Regions from separate parts of the Homo sapiens genome. Here region 1 is linked to region 2. The links are chromatin loops, found by intact Hi-C in ENCODE. Cell type or tissue: thyroid gland. All regions are shown on one strand. Each heading gives the region's core, and the rest is flanking DNA. Links, peaks and the distances in the headings are about the cores only.

What was found. A loop is a pair of places that touch in the nucleus more often than their neighbours do. Peaks named below come from ENCODE experiments on the same cell type or tissue, not always from the same donor. Only the 100,000 strongest peaks of a DNase experiment are listed, where the experiment ranks them.
Region 1: a loop joins it to region 2, with 3 times the contacts of the local background. A loop is called at or near these places in 6 of 110 quality-filtered maps.

What each region holds. Positions count from the first base shown.
Region 1 is chr4:189,779,971-189,789,279 of GRCh38, forward strand. The region is part of intron 3 of FRG1-DT (FRG1 divergent transcript); the gene reads right to left. It overlaps LOC124900882 (a long non-coding RNA gene), which reads right to left and starts at 7,635. Exons shown (of 2, transcript XR_007058516.1): 1 at 7,571-7,635; 2 at 1-7,051. In thyroid gland, for the core only: no CTCF peak of the experiment used is centred there; no DNase peak of the experiment used is centred there.
Region 2 is chr4:189,900,233-189,909,541 of GRCh38, forward strand. The region is part of intron 2 of FRG1-DT (FRG1 divergent transcript); the gene reads right to left. Among named protein-coding and RNA genes, the nearest start is that of LINC01596, 23 kb to the left of the region's middle. In thyroid gland, for the core only: a CTCF peak has its summit at 4,384 (motif pointing left); a DNase peak (open chromatin) is centred at 4,399.

The DNA.
Region 1 (9,309 bases), core at 2,527-7,526, 120 kb before region 2:
TCCTGTGACTAAGCTATAAAATAACTGAGCAATTACTTAGAATAATTTATACAGTGCAATACATTGACCTTGCTTTAAGCATAAAATCTACAAAATAACTTTGGCCATAAAACTGTGAACTACTAAAAGTACTAAAGGTTTTAACCATTTTTATTGGGTGGTGCCTGGGGGGACCATAAATACGTGTTACACTCTAATCACAGGGCTTAAGAAAATTCATAATTTTTTATCTTAAAATGGCTTTTTGAGAAAAGTTTTCTCAATTTGGCCAATTGCAAATCACGAAGTCTAATGCCGTTACTTTAAAAGGATTATATATAACGTCCACAATATTATTTCCCCATGTGTGAGTTCTGCCTCACTCTCTCTTTTGACTCCCAGCCATGGCTGATGAAGGAAAAATGGCAATAACTTTTCTGTATTACCTATTTAAATATTTACTCTTTTGAAAAAAGAAGGCAGTGGGATCTGTTGCAACAGAAAGGATTGATACTATCTCCCAGCCCACTGAGACAAGGATGCGTCTATTTCTGGGTAAGTAAATACATTCCTCCCCTCAGCAACGCACAGTCAATGTTTCCACTTTCCACAGTGGCTTTCAACAGCAAAGTTCAGCCTTTACTCCAAACTGGCATCAGAGCAGGACATAACCAAGCATAACATATGACTCTCATTGCCTTCAATTTTTCAATCACTGCAGCTGAGCAAACACGTTTTCCCTGAAGGCTTTGAATCATGGAATTATCCCCACAGATCGTCTTCCAGTTGACTTTAATTCCACTAAATCCAGTCGATTTCTGCAAGATTGGAATATCAGCACATTGACACCCTGTGGAAACAAATTTTCAAGGCAGCAACTTTTGACACAAAACTATTTATTCCTAAGGTTTATCTTGCTTCACCCCTGATAAAATGAGCCAGTTTAGCTCCCAAAGGAAAACAAAGCCACAGGATGTTGTCCCTGGGTTGGCTAAACAGAGATACTTGCGGGAAACCTCACAGACAAAAATACTGCCTGAATATACCATCTTTGTTACTCGTAGAGCTACAGGCATCAGAAAGTTACTGCATGGAAGCAAAAAGGTTTTATGGTATAATGCAGTAATCCATGATTAAATCTCTTAAATATATCATCTGAAGGTTCATTAAAAGACTGGGGCACAGGATGGGACATAGGAGATGATCTGGGAGTTCCAGTCCCGGTGATGCCCTTCAGAAAATGAGCCCCAGGGACCTCAGGGAGGTGTGGCCTCCATTCAGGTTATCTGAGCTAGGGACTGGCTAGAGTTGCATGCGGTCACAGAAATGGAGGATAGTGTACTGCAAAAAGGAAAAGACAGCACCATTGTTCAGAACATGGCCCTGTTGCTGGGTCTCCAGAAGGCAAAATGAGCTTCAGAGGAACAACACAGCCATGAATAAAAGCCTGATTTTTCACCAGCCCACAGACCAGCCAATCTCCAGCTGGAGCCCAATTCATACAGGAGAAAGCAGCCTTTCTGGTGAGGGACCATGTAGCTGTCTTCTTCTAGGAATGGGGAATTGCCTTAGGAAAGAGACTAAAATTTCAACATTTAGCTCTACACACCCTCACAGAACTCCACTAACACACCATAAAAGTAATTTTTTTAGGTCCTAGACCTGTAAGGATATGGAGAAAGATCAAAGAAACCATAATTAGAAGGCAGAAAGGCAGGTGGTAACTGACTTGGTGGACCAAAGAAAGATGACTCCTCACTCAACCAGCAGTAAGGAAGCCAGTGGCCAGTTGGATTTGAGCCATGAGATTCCCAGAGGTTCAGCAGGGAACCCTGAGGTGCTGGAAGTAGAATGAAGGTGAAGGACGGCTTGGTAGCCACTTTAAAAACAGATAGACTTCCAGATCCACACTCTAGCAAGAAAATGGAAGGCTAGTCATTTGAGAAGATAAATGTAAATGTTCAAGATGTCGTCAGAGATGGTTATGTTGAAAAGGGAAGATGAAGTGAAACTGGATCCTGGATGCTGAGGCCCTCCTTCGACCCCAGCAATCTTCTTCCCTTTAGTTCCCAGATCATTGCTAGACGTTCACCCTCTGCAGAAGATTGTAAGGTTTTCTCTGAGGACTCTGTTCCGCCCAAGAGAAGAGACAAAAGTCACTAACATCAAGGATTCCCCAGTACAACCAGTATAACCAGTATAACCATCAAGGATTCCCCAGTACAATGGCTCAACCAGATCATCCTACATCAGAGCCCATATAGCAACCCACAAATGTGCTCAGGGCTTCCAATCAGCTTCTTCATCTTCTACTTTTAAATACGACCAGAGATACAAGGAAATCTAACCATCTGAAAAAAACATCACTGACCTGAAGGAAAGAAAAAATAAACACAAAAGCATGCTAAACACATTTTGGAGGATACTATAGAAAAACTATTTAGAGAGAATACAATGTTTCCCTCAAAAAGATTATTACTATGCTCAGAAAAGTAAGAGGAAATAGTGCAATCATGAAACAAGAACAAGATGTTATTAAAAATGAACATTGAGAGGACTGAAGCAAGCTCTTGGAAATGTAAAATACGATAGTAAAATGTTGCCTCCCCACAAGAAACTATAGAAGTTTAGAAAAAAGAACTGAATAAACCTCACAGGAAATAGGGCAAAATTTCTAAATTATATAAAATAAAGAAGAAAAGGCCATCAGTGCAGGATGATCATTGTCTGGTAGGAGTTCCAAAATGAGCAAAATGAGAAAATTCCCGCAAGACCAATGTGGGTTGATTGCTACCTTCAAATATATTTTTGTCTGCAGATCCCAGTAACTGCTTCCTTCCCATGACCCCAAACCTAGGTATGGAAAAAGACTTTTGCTCGTACTGGCCCCAAGTTTCTTCAGCCTTCCACATCTTTGTAAACCATCCCTTTATTAAATGCTTCTTGAAGTTTCTTACTAGAGCTTGCCCTCTGAATCCTGACAGATAGAGTCCCATGCATTCTGTACCAGCAAGCTCCTGGAGGAGGTGCATCCCCAAAACAAGGAGGTATTCGAAATCAGAGGAAGGCTCAAGCAAGGAAACAGAGGAGCAAAGTGAGAAGGGAATCCCTACAGTGATGGTGGAGGGAAAGTCCAGGAACATACAGCTGAGCGTGGGGCCTGAAAGCAAGAACCCTGCATTGAATCAGGCCCAAAGTTTCTGGAAAAGGTTTACTCAAGAAGACAGAAGTCTCAGAACACCTAATGTCTGGGAAATTTGAGAAAGGAGATTTGGACAACTAGCAGGGAGTTTGGAGTTAAATTAGTAATCAAAACATACAGACATAAACAATGAAAAAAACAGCTATTAGTCCAGAAAAGACAAAAAGTCATATAGGAAAGGAAAAGCAATCATAATTTGCCACAGGCTCAGCACTGAGTGACAGTTACAAAAGTCAAAATAAATGAAAACAATGAATATTGATCTAACCAAAAGTGTAACCAATGGGGAGGATGCTTGTGGCAGAGGGAGGAGGAAAGAAAGGAAAGCCCTCGCTTCCATAAATAATGCCTGAAATTGAAAATTTCTTGAAAAGTAGCAATAAAAGCACGCTATTTTAAAATATAGAGGCAAACACCAAAAAAAAGAAAAAAAAGGCAGTAAAGTTTAAAGCTATTATATTTCCTCTGGAAAAGATGTAATGGAAGAGGAGGATAGCAGATTACTATTCTGCACAACAGACCCTATGGAATTATTTAATTCTTCACACTATACATATGCAACTTTAAAAAAAAAAAGAATTAAAACTAAATGGAGGTCAGAAGAAAAAGGGTAAGGAAGAGAAGAAAGGGAGAGAAGGAGGAAGAAGATAGGGAGGGAGACTTAGTTGAAAAAAAATTAAACTGGCTCAAATAAAAATGGTAGGGCACAGACAGCAGAATGTGGAGCCACCTCAGCTTCCAGAGCCCGCCTCGCTGCAGCTTCCAGAGCCCGCCTCCCTGCAGCTTCCAGAGTCCGCCTCACTGCTCCCTGGCCCTCTCTCCTGCTGGCTGGCCACATGCACCAAAACTTGCTGTTCAACGGGATATGCTCATAGCTATGGTTTCCAGCAGTCTCTCCTGCCCTCAGCTAAGCCTGGTCCTGGCAACTCCCCACCACACCCCACTGTGCCCGACTGCAATTCTTGGGCACTAAATCCTCCCTGTCTCCTGAAAACACTCATCTGTTCTCCAACAAGGAGCACACAGCACCTGGAACTTTGTGGAGATTCTCCCTGAATTTCATACCACAGTTCTCCACCTTCAACCTTCCCTCCTCTAGGACCCGTGGTTGGTTTTTTAACACTTATGGGGGTGTCTGTTTTATGCAAGTTACTTCCACTGAGCTTAGATTTTGCATATTCAGAAATAGACGTTTAAAAATGAAAATAAACAAAAATAACTTCTAAAAAATATGTGCTAATTGCTTAGCTTGTGCAATTGAACTACTGAACTTACCACTGACATGCACTGTGGAGAAAGAACCATCCTCTCGGCATTGAGCATCAGCTTATCCAAGCCAGCAACGAACCCACACAGCTGTGCCCACCTTGTTCTGTTATACAAGATCCCCACAATGGGAGTTACCTTTCACATTTCATCCAGTATTTTCATCCTCAGCTGGATTTGCAATCATAGATATCAGCTCATTTGACCTTCTGGCAGAATCTCTTTTCTACCTCTCAAGATCTAAGTTGACATTGAATCAAATATCTTATTAACATATGCAGACAAAACTATGGGCCCAACTGAAATAATTTCTCATTTGCCATGCTATAAGTTCACTTGTGCACCTAACAGAGAGAGTCTACATTAGACAGGATGCCAGGTGTGGTATCTGCAGAACAATTGGACCTTAATCTCCCCATTGTCAGACTGACTGATTGCATCATATCCAGGTCCCATCACATAGTTACTGGGCTCACCAATACCACTATTGATAGTCAAATCTCCCTCCTGTAGTCAACCTGAGAAAAATCTATTAAGTGAGACACAGGAAAATCCCTAGACACACCTTACAAGGACTAAGAGTCCTCATAGCATGAGCTGATAAATGAGGAAGCCTAGGAAAGTTCTAGCAAGTGGGGAATCCAATGAGACTGTACAGCTAAGGAGTGTGACCTACCTGCCTTGGAAAATCAGAAAAGATTGCCTCAGAAAAGTCCTTTAGCTTTCCATAGACTTAAATATCAAGGTTATCAAGGTTATGTTGTAAAAAGCAGAAATTACTGCCTACCCTGCAGAAGGGAGTGTAAAGATTGGGTGCTAATGACACTGAAAGGAGGAGTGACCTCTGGGCTGAGTCTCCAGGAAGGACCCCCAGCAACCCTGCAGAGCCATCCAGAGGGATGGCCCAGTCAGGAAGGCAGGAATCCAGAGACAACTGCCTTCTATACCCACCCAAGCTGGTGGCCAGACACTGCACAGGGCTACAGAAAGACCCTCCTTCCCCACCGCAGAGCCTGCCAGCAGGAGGACACCTCCTTCTCTGTTCTGACTTGCAGTCCGTACCTAAGAGAATCTGATTGGTGAGGCCAATTTGCATCCAGAAACTCAGGCAGAAGGGTATCTGGGAAACGTAGTTTTCGGCTCTGCAGCCGCTACAGTCCAGGAAGATGCAACCAAAGGAGGAAACAGGTGCTCAGCCTTCATCTACCACAGATTAGGTAATTAATCTAATGCACCTGATTTACCACACAGGCCTCAAAGCACGGCTTTCCCAACAGCCTCTACCTGTAGTCATATTTCGGGAAGACTTCCTCACCTCTGTCAGCTGAGACATGGAACTGCACCCACAGCTGTTGGTGCAATAAATACAATAGCTGAAACTACTGTGTGTTTGCTTTTACACTACTGTGTGCCCACTTTAAAGTTTAAGAAGCTGAGGAACAGAGAGGTAAAATAGCATGCCCAAGGGCACAGTCACAAGTGGTTGGAGAAAACTGGCTCCGTAATTTCTGATCTTACTCTCTAAACTATATAAACGAAAACCATATAAAAATTTACAGTCCAGACTATCTAGCCTGAGAGATGTAGGAGGCAGGCCTCGGGCTTTTACCAATGGCCCTGTGCCATCTAACTTCAATGATCTGATATCTCACTGAGCCCATATCTTAATCTCCTGCCTGGGGGGACCTAGATGGAAAGAGGAAAAGGGCTTGCTGCCACTGTCCTCTCTCCTTGTTCCCAGAAAGCATTAGACCGCAGAAGGTGGAATGCTAAAGAGAGAGGCAACTGCAGGATCAGCTCCCGAGGAGCCGCAGTTTCACAAGCGGTGTGGTCATCCCCACAGACAATGAATAATGCACCATAAATAAAGACTTGGACACTCCCACAAGATCTAGAGTTGTGCCTTTTTCTATGCCTGGCCCTTTCAAAAGTCCCATCTCAGAAATAGAGGGGTGGAGGAAGACGTGAGCTCCCCACAGTAACAGGGCAGCAGGAGCTCCTGTTCCCACAAGGGAGCCTCAGACCTCCACACCCAGAGCTTGACTCCAAGCTCCACCAGGCTCAACCTCTACCCATTGCTCCGCAAAAACTCTGGTCCCATAGACCTCCGTCCAGAAATCCTGCCTATCCAGACTCATGCTGACTAGATCCTGCCTTTGCCCGACCCCACCCTGACACCAGTGTATTTAATTCAATCTGTGTTCACACTGTTGCCCTTCCAAACCTGCCACAGCCCCTCAAGAACAGGATGTGGGAACGTACAACAGAATTTCTCTCCCCTCTCAATTCTCAGTGTTCAATTCTTGCAGCTTCTATAACTGCAAAGATAGGCGTGCAGACCCTTTAGTGAGCAAAGAAATACAGTTCCCAAGAAGAAATTGATCTTAAAGTGTTTGAGTTAGTTTTCCTCAACAAATGTAATGTTAAAATTTCAGAAAAAACTTTAAGACTTTTCAAAGGCTCATTGGACATCAAATAGTTCTCACATAACTGGCTACAGTGTAAATTAATCAAAATTACATACCTTTAATGTCCCTTAAAATGCAGTATTTCATATTTTTTAGGGGTCCATTGAACCTTCAGAATAAATCTGGGGAGGGAGAACTAAGAAAGGACAAATTAAGGGGATAGAGATTTGGGGAAGAGTGAAGACGGCAATTATGGGGAGAACATAATACAGGGAGAGAACGGAAGAACTTGAATAGTGAGAAGAGGGAATGGAAGCAGAGAGTAAGGATGTGTAAGGAGAGTAAGGAGAGTAAGGCAGGAGGCAGTGAGAAAGGAATGGACAACAAAAGACACTTGCTCACCACCGATCCCCAACACACACACACTCACACACTCCCACACTCACACACTCACACACACTCACACACTCACACGCACTCACACACTCCCACAGACTCACACACTCACACTCTCACACACTCCACACACACACACCCACACACGCTCACGCATACACTCACACACTCACATGCACACTTGCTTGCACACACTTACACGCACACACAATTACACACACTTGCAAACACACACATGCTCGCACGTGCACACACACACACGCACAATCTCACTTTGCCTGTTTCCAAACTTAACGTTTTCCAGCCAGTGGGTCCTCACCGGTTAAGTTAATGTGGAAAAGACTATTCTGTCATCCAGAGAACCCACAGCTCAGTGCCTGTTCTGAGGACACAGGCATGTGACTTTCAGCAAGTTGCTGACAATTTCATCATCTCATCTCTATGTAATCAGGGTGATAGGTTTCCAGACATGAGAGTACTGGGACTCCATGAACAAAGAGAAGAAGACACTGAGGCAGAAAATAAGAACCAAAGTACAAGAAGTGAAGATTAAAGTTCATCTCGCTCATTCAGAATCCTGGCCTCGAGAGAACTGCAGATGGAGTCCAAGGGGCTCCACCACTAGAGTAAGAGTTAACGTTTCTGTTTCCATTAGGAACGGCAGGCTGATGCCCGGGCAGATCATTCTGAGGAGAACACTCGCTACTCTCCTCCAAAAGAAGCCGCCCAAAAAAAGGGGGAGGCAGGAGGCTGACGAGGTCCTGGGTGTCTTCCTCTCCCCCAAGTCTTCTGAACTGCTTTCACCCGTGCCCAGCGGCCTCTTCTTCTGGTCTCCCCTCCAGGTCCTAACTGTTGCTAGCAATCCCCTGCTATGATGGTGAACTCAAAAAACAAAACAAAACAAAACAAAAACAATGTCTGAGACGGGTGTGAATCCATTTAGAGGCTTACTTTGCCAAGGTTGAGGACGTGCCTGGGGAAAAGAGACACAAGTCACAACTGGTCTGTGGCCAGCACTTTTTTTCAAAGAGGATTTTGAGGGCTTCAGTATTTAAAGGGATAAAGTAGGCAGGCGGCAAAGAAGGGAAAAAAAGAGAGGGAAGGTATAGTCACATTTTTTGAGGCTTCGATTAGCAGTCAGTGAACCTACATGTCACACGTGACAAGGAGGAGGTAGAGGAACAATCGATTATGTATTCACCTCGTGCTGAGTAAATCTGCACTTTATGTGAGATAAAATAAACACGGAGTAGAGGAAGAAGACAAATATGCATTCATCTCAGGTGGGCGGAGGGACTGTGCCTCGTCTCCTCTTGTCCAGTACCATGAAGATAAGCTGTTAGTTTACTTTGTCAAGGTGAGGGAGGCCCCCTGGGGAGACACGTGGCCTTCTTTCTCTAGCTGTCTGTTTAGGAACAAAAGGAAAGGCGGGGTTTTTTTTTACATGACTCAGTTTCCAAGTTCAACTTTTCCCTTCAGCATAGTGAGTTTAGGGTCCTGAGATTTTCTTTTCTTTTCACAATAGAGGTCATCATAGGTGATCCTCGGTGATGATGAGGATGATACAATGATGGCGATGACAACCCAAAACTGTAATAACTAGGAGAGAAAAGAGAAAAGGGGACAGAAAAGAGAAGGGAGAAAAGAAGGAAGAATAAGGAGGAGCAGGAAAGAAGATGCTACGCCCCACTAGCAGTGCTGGCTGCTTCGTTTCTTCTTCTTTCCCAAATATTTGTGTCATGCCTGCCTTCCACTTAGCTTCTTGACAGTGGGGTCAAGGCCAACATGACGCGCCCCCCCACCCAGGGAGTTTACAGAGTAGGAAGGATTCCAACACCTCCTGATGCACCGTGGCAGGTGCCGTGATAAAAACGCAGTTACACAGATACACCCGGCCAGGGATGGTGGTCAGGGACCTCACCACATTTGTGTGCTACAACTATGAGTGGATCAGAGGGGAATGAGGTTGTGGAGGCAGGATGACCATGAACAGATTATCATAAGAAACAAGGCGAGAATGTTGGTGGCCCGGGCTGGGGCAGAAAAGGTGAGGAGTTG
Region 2 (9,309 bases), core at 1,797-6,796:
GGCATGGGCAGCGTTTGGAGAAAGCTGTGTTCATTTTTGTGATCTTCAGCCAGCACGGAGGTGGCCAGTTCCCTAGCCTCCCAGCACCGTCCTCCTCCTGCCCTGCCCCTTCATGGCCTGCCTGGGCTCACTGGACCCACACTTGCCTTTCACCCCTGTCAAAGCCTCACAGTCCTGTGTGTCTGTTTCCCTTTGAACTACACAAACTAACTAATTTGGTGAACCCATTAAGTGAACTTCTTTATACTCATGGTCTAGAGTGCATTGAACGCTAAAGGGTTTGCTAGAGATTGTCAAAATCAATTCTGTCTTCTTCCAACTGGACCAAGGCTTCTTTGAGTTAACAAAACTGAGAAATCTGAGTTGATTTTTCGTAGTACCTCTTTCTATTCTTTTGGGGTTTTTTTGTTTGTTTTTTACTTATCATGGAGATTTTCCTTAATTTAACCCAAAAGATATACCCATATGACATTTGAACTAATATGAAAGAGGTAGTAGGACAAAGAATTTGAAGACAGCCTTTCAGAGCCCCACAAAGTACTTGAAGTTTATCAATAAACCCCTCCCAGTGTTTCCCACCATGTTCCACATTCCATCTCCATTTTTAGCCATGCAGCTTCAAGTGGCATCTCCTCCTGTGAAACCTACAGTTTGGAGATAAATTATTGATGACTAATGACTTAGAAGAACCAAAGAAAGGATCCTCTAGTGGAGACACAGCATAGAAATGGTGGTCCAGGGTGAGACAGAACTGCTTCCAATCCCAGTGCCACCTGTGTGGTTCCAGCTGTGTGCTGCTCTTCCTCTAATCTTGTTTACTCGTCTCCAATACGGGACTAATAACATATACATCAGACTATTGTGAGGGTTGAATGTAACAATATTCCAAATTGTTGCATGTGTCCAGTACTTAACACAGTGCCAAGAACAAAGCATGTATCAGTAAGTATGAATGGCCTTCCCAGCGCACACCTCCAAACAGTGGATTCTGGCCGATGACAGGCAATGGTTCCCCGCGGTCCTACAGGCCACGGTTTAACTTACCACTAGCCAATCAGTAAGTTTGCCTCAGACCACATCACGATTCTTTTGCAAGCCTGGAGCTTGGTGAAAAACAAGGGGGAAAATAATCCATGTCCCTAAGGCAGATGCTGAAAGATTTACCTCATAACATAATTCTCTCACCAGACTTGTTTCCTGAATGTCCATTTAAATTTTAATTCTGCAAATAAAATAAAATTGGTAATAATGAAAGTGATTAAGATGGTATTTGTCCAGGGAACCAATCTCCCCACAAGATACCTAAGAAAGAGATATATGTACAGAAAATGAAGCACAGTAAAATACCACTTCATTACTATCTGGAGATTTTCCCCAAACACAGAGAAAGCTCTACAGAGCTGAGCTTAAGGCAGAAGAACTCTGTTATTTACTTGGTCTAATGCCAAAACAGGCCAGAGACCCCTCTCACTTACTTCTCTTTAATCCCAAACCCATGTCTCAATTTGGTCTAAGAAAGAGCCGAACACCCAGGAGGCACCAGGGTAGAGAAAAGCAGCCAGCCAGAGAGTGACCTCCATGCCAGGGGAGTGTGTCTGAGCTTTGTTTTATTTTTCTTATTTGTCTGTAGTTGTGTGATTGGTAGAAGAGAGTAGATATGAAGTCTACTGACACAGGATTGGTCTTCAGGCATGTCTTACCAAGCATAGGGGTTCCACAAATAAGAGAGCAATGATCAGACTTTCTTCTAAAAGGAGCAGCCACAAGCTACCTTAACTCTCCAACTTGCCCATAAATCTTCACCTACAGTTAGGAAGATTTCACCATTAGCTGTGGCCCATAAAAGATCCTTAAGCTTGACCAACCACAGAGGTCCATCTCCTTGAGGAGGAAGTGAAAGGGGTATGGACAGAAGCTGTGAGCTTTCTGTCCTCCACAGGCCCCCAGCTGTGTCTTCTACTTCTTGTACAAGATAGTCTCCAAATGATGTTTTCTGGCAGACAATGCCACAGAACTGATCCTTATCTCACTATGGAAATGAAAGATTTCAAAGAATTTGTTGCCTGAAATATGGTGCCCTAATCACATATTAATAAAGCTGCTATCCAGGAAGAAGGCAGATTTCAAAAGAAAGGCTGTTAGCCTTCTCAGGGACCTAAAAAGTACATATTGTAGAACAATGGTAAATAGATCTTGGAATCAGGTAGACTTTAATTCAAGCCCCAGCTATGCCAGTTATTAACTTATGTGACATTGGGAAAGGCTCTCAAATTTAGTTTTGCAAAATCAGAATAATATAGGTAGCCAACAAATAGGGTTTAATGGAGGTAATAATGAAGGTGATTAAGATGATAAAATTAAATAATGAATATAAAGTGCTTAGCATGTAATAAATTTTATTGTATGATTTCAAAGCACATGCTTTACCTACAGTGCTATAAAGCTGCTTGCAATAGTCAAAGCTAATAGAAGCTCTAGTCAGAGCTAATAGAAGCCTTGTGTATATAATTATTTAAGAATTCTGTAAATATACATAATAGGGTAGGAATGAGAAAATCTTTAGAGGAAATATTCAAATATGCTTGGTTTCTAGCAAATCCAGATAGACCGTTTTGGCAACAACCAAGTCATAATTTTAAGTCTTGTTATAGGAGCTAGAATTTTATTCAAGGGGCAACTGATTTGATTAGATAAGATGCTGTGGACTGCATGTTTGCATCAACAAATGCACATGTTGAAACTCTAACAATAGAATGGCATTAGAAGGAGGACCTTTGGGAAGTAATTTGGTTTTGATGAGGATGGAGTTCCCACGATGGGGTTAGCATCCTAATAAGAAGAGAAGGAGACTAGAGCCCTCTTCTCTCAGCCATGTGAAGATACAACAAGAACACCTGCAAACCAGTAAGAAGGCCTTCACCAGACACTGGCTCTGCTGGCCCAGATTTTAATCTTTGATTTCTCAGAACTGTGAGAAACAAGTATGTGCTGTTTAAGCCACTCAGTCTACAGTTGTTTGTAACAGCAGCCTGAGCAGACAAAGACATAGGGTTCCTTTTATTTTCAGAATTCGGTTTAGCTGTAATCACCTACCATCCTGAAATGCTGTTTCCTCCTTCTGCCCTTGAAATATAAGCTCTGGGACTACAGCTTCATGGACAAATTCTGAAGAATTTGTCTCTGCTCCTGTGGGATGCTAACCTAATCAATCAAGGAATGTTTGCTCAATGGAATGAAACATCTTAATGCAGCTTGCCAGCCAATATCTGCAGAGCACACCTCATGGGTTCTGGCTGGCTTGGATTTCTGAGACTACTTCATCCTACCCATCAGACTGTGGACTCAGATTCAGCCAGAAGGCCTGATTCTAGCGTCAGTTTTGCCTTTGGGATATAAATGCATGCCCTACTTCACTGAACATGAAACCCTGAATATTTGGCCATTACTCTGGCAATTGCCCTCCCTCCCTGTGCCAATTGCCAGTCAACCCAACTCCCAGGCAGCCTTGGCAGTTATGTCTGCTCGGCCTGCTGTAGCAGCCAATGACTTAGTAAAAGTCAGAACATAGATCTGCTAGCTCCCAGTCCAGGATTTCCCCTTAACTCATCCATGTATATATTAAACAACTAGGCTTGCTTTTAAATTCTTTTTCATTTAGCCTCTTCTTAGAACTGATCATTTTGAGAATCCTGACCTGCCAATATTCCATAATCTTTCTAAAAGTGACACAGCAAATACGACGCATGCACAGTGCTAACTGCAGCTGATTTCATTTTTCCATCATCTATAAAGCACATAAGGTAATTTCTAAACCAGCAGTAAAATCTATTTATAAAGAATGCTGATTTGTTTTCTGCACTTTCCAACACAGAGCTTCAATTTATTTCCTTACCATAAAAAAACCATTACTTTTTAAAACAATCATAGTTAGTATATTTTATAAATGTTTTAATTTTTGTAAAGTCCAACTTGCAAATTGGAGTGTAAATAGCTTTCTTAAAATGGAAGGAACCGTGTTAGACCCAGTATGCTGACTGATTTCACTGTGCTTCAAAGCAGACGATTTCACAGTCATTCGGTAATGAGTTTTTATAAAGCAATTGATATCACTAAAAATATAATTATAATAAATAAAATTATAGGAAAAAGGAAATCTTCATTCAGACAATGCCAAATTTTTTAACTCATTGCTAAAAGATTATGTTTGTACATGAAAAATTTTACACATTCTTTCTATGAGATAAACCTGATAACACCTTGAAAACTTAATAGTTATGGAAAAGGAACTACTGTGATATTTTTTAGAGAATGTCGTGTTCTTGATGTTCTTGAGTGAGCTGTCTCATGTTATTAGAAGGGAAACAGCACCACCTTGTGGGGAAACAACACCACCTTGTGGACAAACAAAGAAAGTGAATGAAATTTTAGGGCCGGGTGCTTAATCCCAGCACTTTTGGGAGACCTGGGAGGAGGGTAACTTGAGCCCAAGAGTTCAAGACCAGCCTGGGCAACACAATGACACACCCATCTTTACCAAAAATTTGAAAAATTCGCTGGGCTTGGTGGCTCACACCTCAGGTCCCAGCTACTTGGAAGGCTGAGGTGGGAGGATCGCTTAAGCCCTGGAGGTCAAGGCTGCAGTGAGTGTGATCATACCACTGCATTCCAGCCTGGGTGACACGGCAAGACCCTAGCTCAAAAAAATTATGTTTATGTAGCACTTCCTACAAGGAATATAGTATCTTGTTTGTATTTAAATGACATCGGGACCAGCATGGTGGCTTACAGCTGTAATCTCAGCTCTTCAGAAGGCAGAAGGCAGGAGGATCACTTGAGGCCAGGAGTTGGAAGACCAGCCTGGGCAGCATAATGAAATAATAATAATAGTAATAAAAAGCTAGGCGTGCTGGCACACACCTGCAGACCTAGCTACTGTGGAGGCTGAGTGGCAGGATCGCTTTGAGACCAGGAGTTTGATTGTACTGCGTATTGTGAGCTACGATCGAGCCACTCCAGTCCAGACAACACGGCAAGACCCAGTCTCTAAGCAAAATAAAGGGACATCAGAGCATTGCTTACAGAGATTTATAAATGATCCCAAAATGTCTTCAGGGAGATAAATTATCTAAATATAGCTATATGGACTCTTCCTAAATTCCAAATTTGGGTGGAAAAATAAATGAGATAGAAGACTTCTTGAAATGTATCAAGACTCAGAAAGACAAAACAAAAACTTTCATTAGGCAGCTAAAGAGGAAATCCCAGCGACAAGAAGCCAAAGGAAAGGGAAAAGAAATGACAACAATGACCATACTTTCTACACATCCAACCTCTTCTCTACCACCACTCAGCAAGACCTCCCACAGCCAATCACTGCCTTCTCTTGTGGACTTACCCTCTACTCTGTGAACACATGAGCCAGAGAACCCTGAGAAGTCCCTGGGTCCCTTCCAGGGGCTCTGCAAGGTCAAAACTCTTTTCATAAAAATACACAGGTTTTGTTGACCTTTTCCAATTTCATTCTCTCACAAGTATAATTGGAGTTTCCCAGAGGCTACCTGACGTGGGATGTCACAAGAAATTAAATGTAGAAGCAGAAAGGAGAACGAAGTTTTCTTCTATTAAACCAGACATTAAAGACATACTTAAAAATATAAAACAATGTCAATGTTCTCACCAACTTTACTGTTTAAAAATGATAACTTTAAATAAAAATGTGATTTATGTAAACATATAAGTATATTTTTTTAATTTCTCAGCTTTAATGTTTAATATGATAAATATAGATAGATATAATCCAAGTAAATAAAAGCTCTTTGGGGTCCTCAATAACTTTTAAATGTAAAGTGGTCCTGAAACCAAAAATTTGAGGACAGATGCTCTAAAGCTCATACTCTCTGATGTAGCTTCCACCCAGGTCATTTCTTAAATACTTGATCAATCATTTCCCATGTCCCTCACCCTATCCTTGTTGCAAAATTCCATTTTCCTACTCTAGCCCTCCCTGTCATGAGAAAGTTCCCAGGTTGTAGACATTATTTACTAAATATTTCTTAACAGCTTTATGATGATAACATGACATATAAAAATTGTGTAAATTTAAGGTAACTTAATGTTTTGATATTTTATACTTTTTGAAATGATCACCACAATCAAGCAAATTAGCATATTTATTATCTCTACATATTTACCATTGTGTGTGTTGACAGTAATTAATTTATGATCTAGTCCTTTAGCAGAACACAAGAATATGACACAGTGTTGTTCCATGTTGTACATTATATCTCCAGAAATTATTATAACTTGAACTTTGTACAATTTAACCAACATCACCCCGTTTCCCCTCCCTGAGCCCCTGGCAACCACTGTCCTATTCTCTGTTTTTATGAATTTGACTGTTGTAGATTCCTCATGTAAGTGAGATCATGAAGTATTTTTCTCTGTGTCTTGCATTTTTGCTTGGTGCAATATCTTCCAGCTCCATCCATGTTTTCACAAATAGAAGGATTTCCTTCTTTTTTAAGGTCGGATAATATTTCATTTTATATATACATGCCACATTTTCTTTACCCATTCATCTGTTCCTCTGCCAAAGGACATTTAGGTTATTTTCATATTTTGGTCATTGTGTGTCATGCTGCAATGAACAGGGGATGACAGACACCTCTCTAAGACTCTTATGTCAATTTCATTGGACATATATCCAGAAGTGAAATTATTGGATTGTGGCAGTTCTTTTTTTTATTTTTGAAATGGGGTCTCACTCTGTCATCCAGGGTAAAGTCCAGTGGCAAGATCATAGCTCACTGCAGCCTTGAACTCCTGGGCTCAAGGGATCCTCCTACCTCAGCCTCCCAAGTAGCTGGGACTACAGGTGTACAACACCATGTCTGGCTAATTTTAAATTTTTTCAGAGATGGGGTCTTGCTATGTTACCCAGGCTGGTCTGGAGCTCCTGGACTCCTGCCTTAGCTTCCCCAAATCCTGGGGTTACAGGTGTGAGCCACCACACCAGGCCAGTGCTAGTTTCAATTTTCTTTGGAGGAACCTCAATACTGTTTTCTGTGTTTTACTAATTTGCATTCCCATCAATAGTGTATAAGGGTTTCCTTTTCTCCACATTCTCACCAACACTTATCTTTGGCCTTTTTGATAATAGCCATTTTGACAGGTGTGACCTGATATCTCATTGTGGTTTTGATTTGCATTTCTCTGAAGTTTAGAGATGTTGAGCACATTTTCATATACCTGTTAGCCATTTGAATTCCTTCTTTTGAGATATATTTATTTAGATTCTTTGCCTTAAAATAAAATTAGGTTATTTGTAATTTTGGAATTGATGTGTATGTGTCCTTATTTTTTGAACTCCTTATAAGAGATATGGTTTACAAACTTTTTCCCCATTTCATAGGTTGCCTTATCATTTCATTAGTTGTTTTCTTTGCTGTGCAGAAGCTTTTTAGTTTGATGTAATTCATTTACCTATTTTGCCTTTGTTGCCTGTGCTTTTGGCATCATATCTAAACAAATTATTGCCAAGACCAATGTCAAGAATGTTTTCTCCTGTCTTCTTCTAGGAGTTTTATGGTTTCAGGTATTGCATTTAAATGTTTAATCCATTTTGAGTTAATTTTTATGTATGATGTGAGCTAGGGATCCGATTTCATTGTTTTGCATGTGGACATCCAGCTTTCCTAACACCATTTGTTCAAGAGCATATCCTCCCCCTATTGTGTCTCCTTGTCACCCTCCAGGGTGATCAATTGCTGCAAATGTGTGGGTTATACCTAGGTTCTCTATTTTGTTCCACTGGTTTATGTGTCTGTTTTTATGCCAGTACCACAGTGTTTTCCTTTCTACAGCTTTGTAATTTAATTTGAAGTCAGGAAGTGTGATACCTGTAGCTTTGTTCTTGCTCAAAATTGCTTTGGCTACTCAGGGTTTTTTGTGATTCTATATGAATTTTAGGATTATTTTTTCTATTTCTGCGAGAGACACCATTGGGATTTTGATATGGATTACATTAAATGTGTAGATTGCTTTGAGTAATATGGACACTTTAATAATACAGTACTCACTCTTTCAATCCATGGGTTGTCTTTCAATTTACTTCAAATTTCCATCATCAATCTTTTGTAATTTGTAGTGTTTAAGTCTTTCACTTCTTTGGTTAGTTAATTCCAAAGTAGTTTATTTGATATTGTTTTTTAAATTTCCCTTTCAGACAATTCATTGTTAGTGTTTAGAAATAGCAATGATTTTTGTATGTCTATTGTATATCCTACAACTTTAATAAATTTATTATATAGTCAGTCCTTCATATTCATGGGTTCTGCAACCATGAACTCAACCAACCATGAACCAAACTTGTACATATTTTCCATCTGTGGTGGTTTGAATCCACAGATGTGGACCCATGGATACACAGGGCCAACTGTACATGATTTTACATGAGGGAGTTGATCATCACAGATTTTGTTATCTGAGGGGGTCCTGAAACAAATCCCTGGCAGATATGAAAGACTGACTGTATTATTTCTAACCAATTATTTCTAACCATTTTCTGTGGAGTCTTTAGAGTTTTCAATGTATAATAATCATGTCTTCTGTTAACAGAGATAACTACATCTTTCCTTTCAATTTTGATGCCTTTTATTTCTCTTGCCTGATTTCTCTGGCTAGGACTTCCAGTACTATGTTGAATAGGAGTGGTGAGAGTAGGCATCCTTGTCTTGTTCCAGATATTAAAGAAAAAGCTTTCATTTTTCCCCATTGATTATTATATTAGATACAGGTTTTTCATATACAGCCTTTATAGTGTTGAGGTAAGTTTCTTCTATACCTATTTTGTTGAGAGTTTTATCATGAAAGTATGTTGAATTTTGTCAAATGTGTTTTCTGCATCTATTGGAATGTTATTTTTGTCTTTCATTCTGTTAATGTGGTATATCACATTATTAATTTTTACACATTGAACCATCCTTGCATCCCATAGATAAATTCCAATTAGTAGTTTATTGAGAATTTTTGCATCTATATTCATTAAGGATACTGGTCTGTAATTATTTTTTCTTGTGTTGTTTTCATCTAGCTTTTAAGTCATGGTAACATTGGCCTCATGAAATGAGTTTGGGAGTATTCTCTCTTCTATTTTTTCTAAAGAGCTTAAGAAGTTTTGGTGTTAGTTCTTCTTTGACTGTTTGGTAGAAGTTGCCCATGAAAGCATCTGCACCTGGGCTTTTCTTTGTTGGGAAATTTTTTATTACTGATTGAATCTCTTTGCTTGCTTTTGGTCTGTTCTATTTCTTT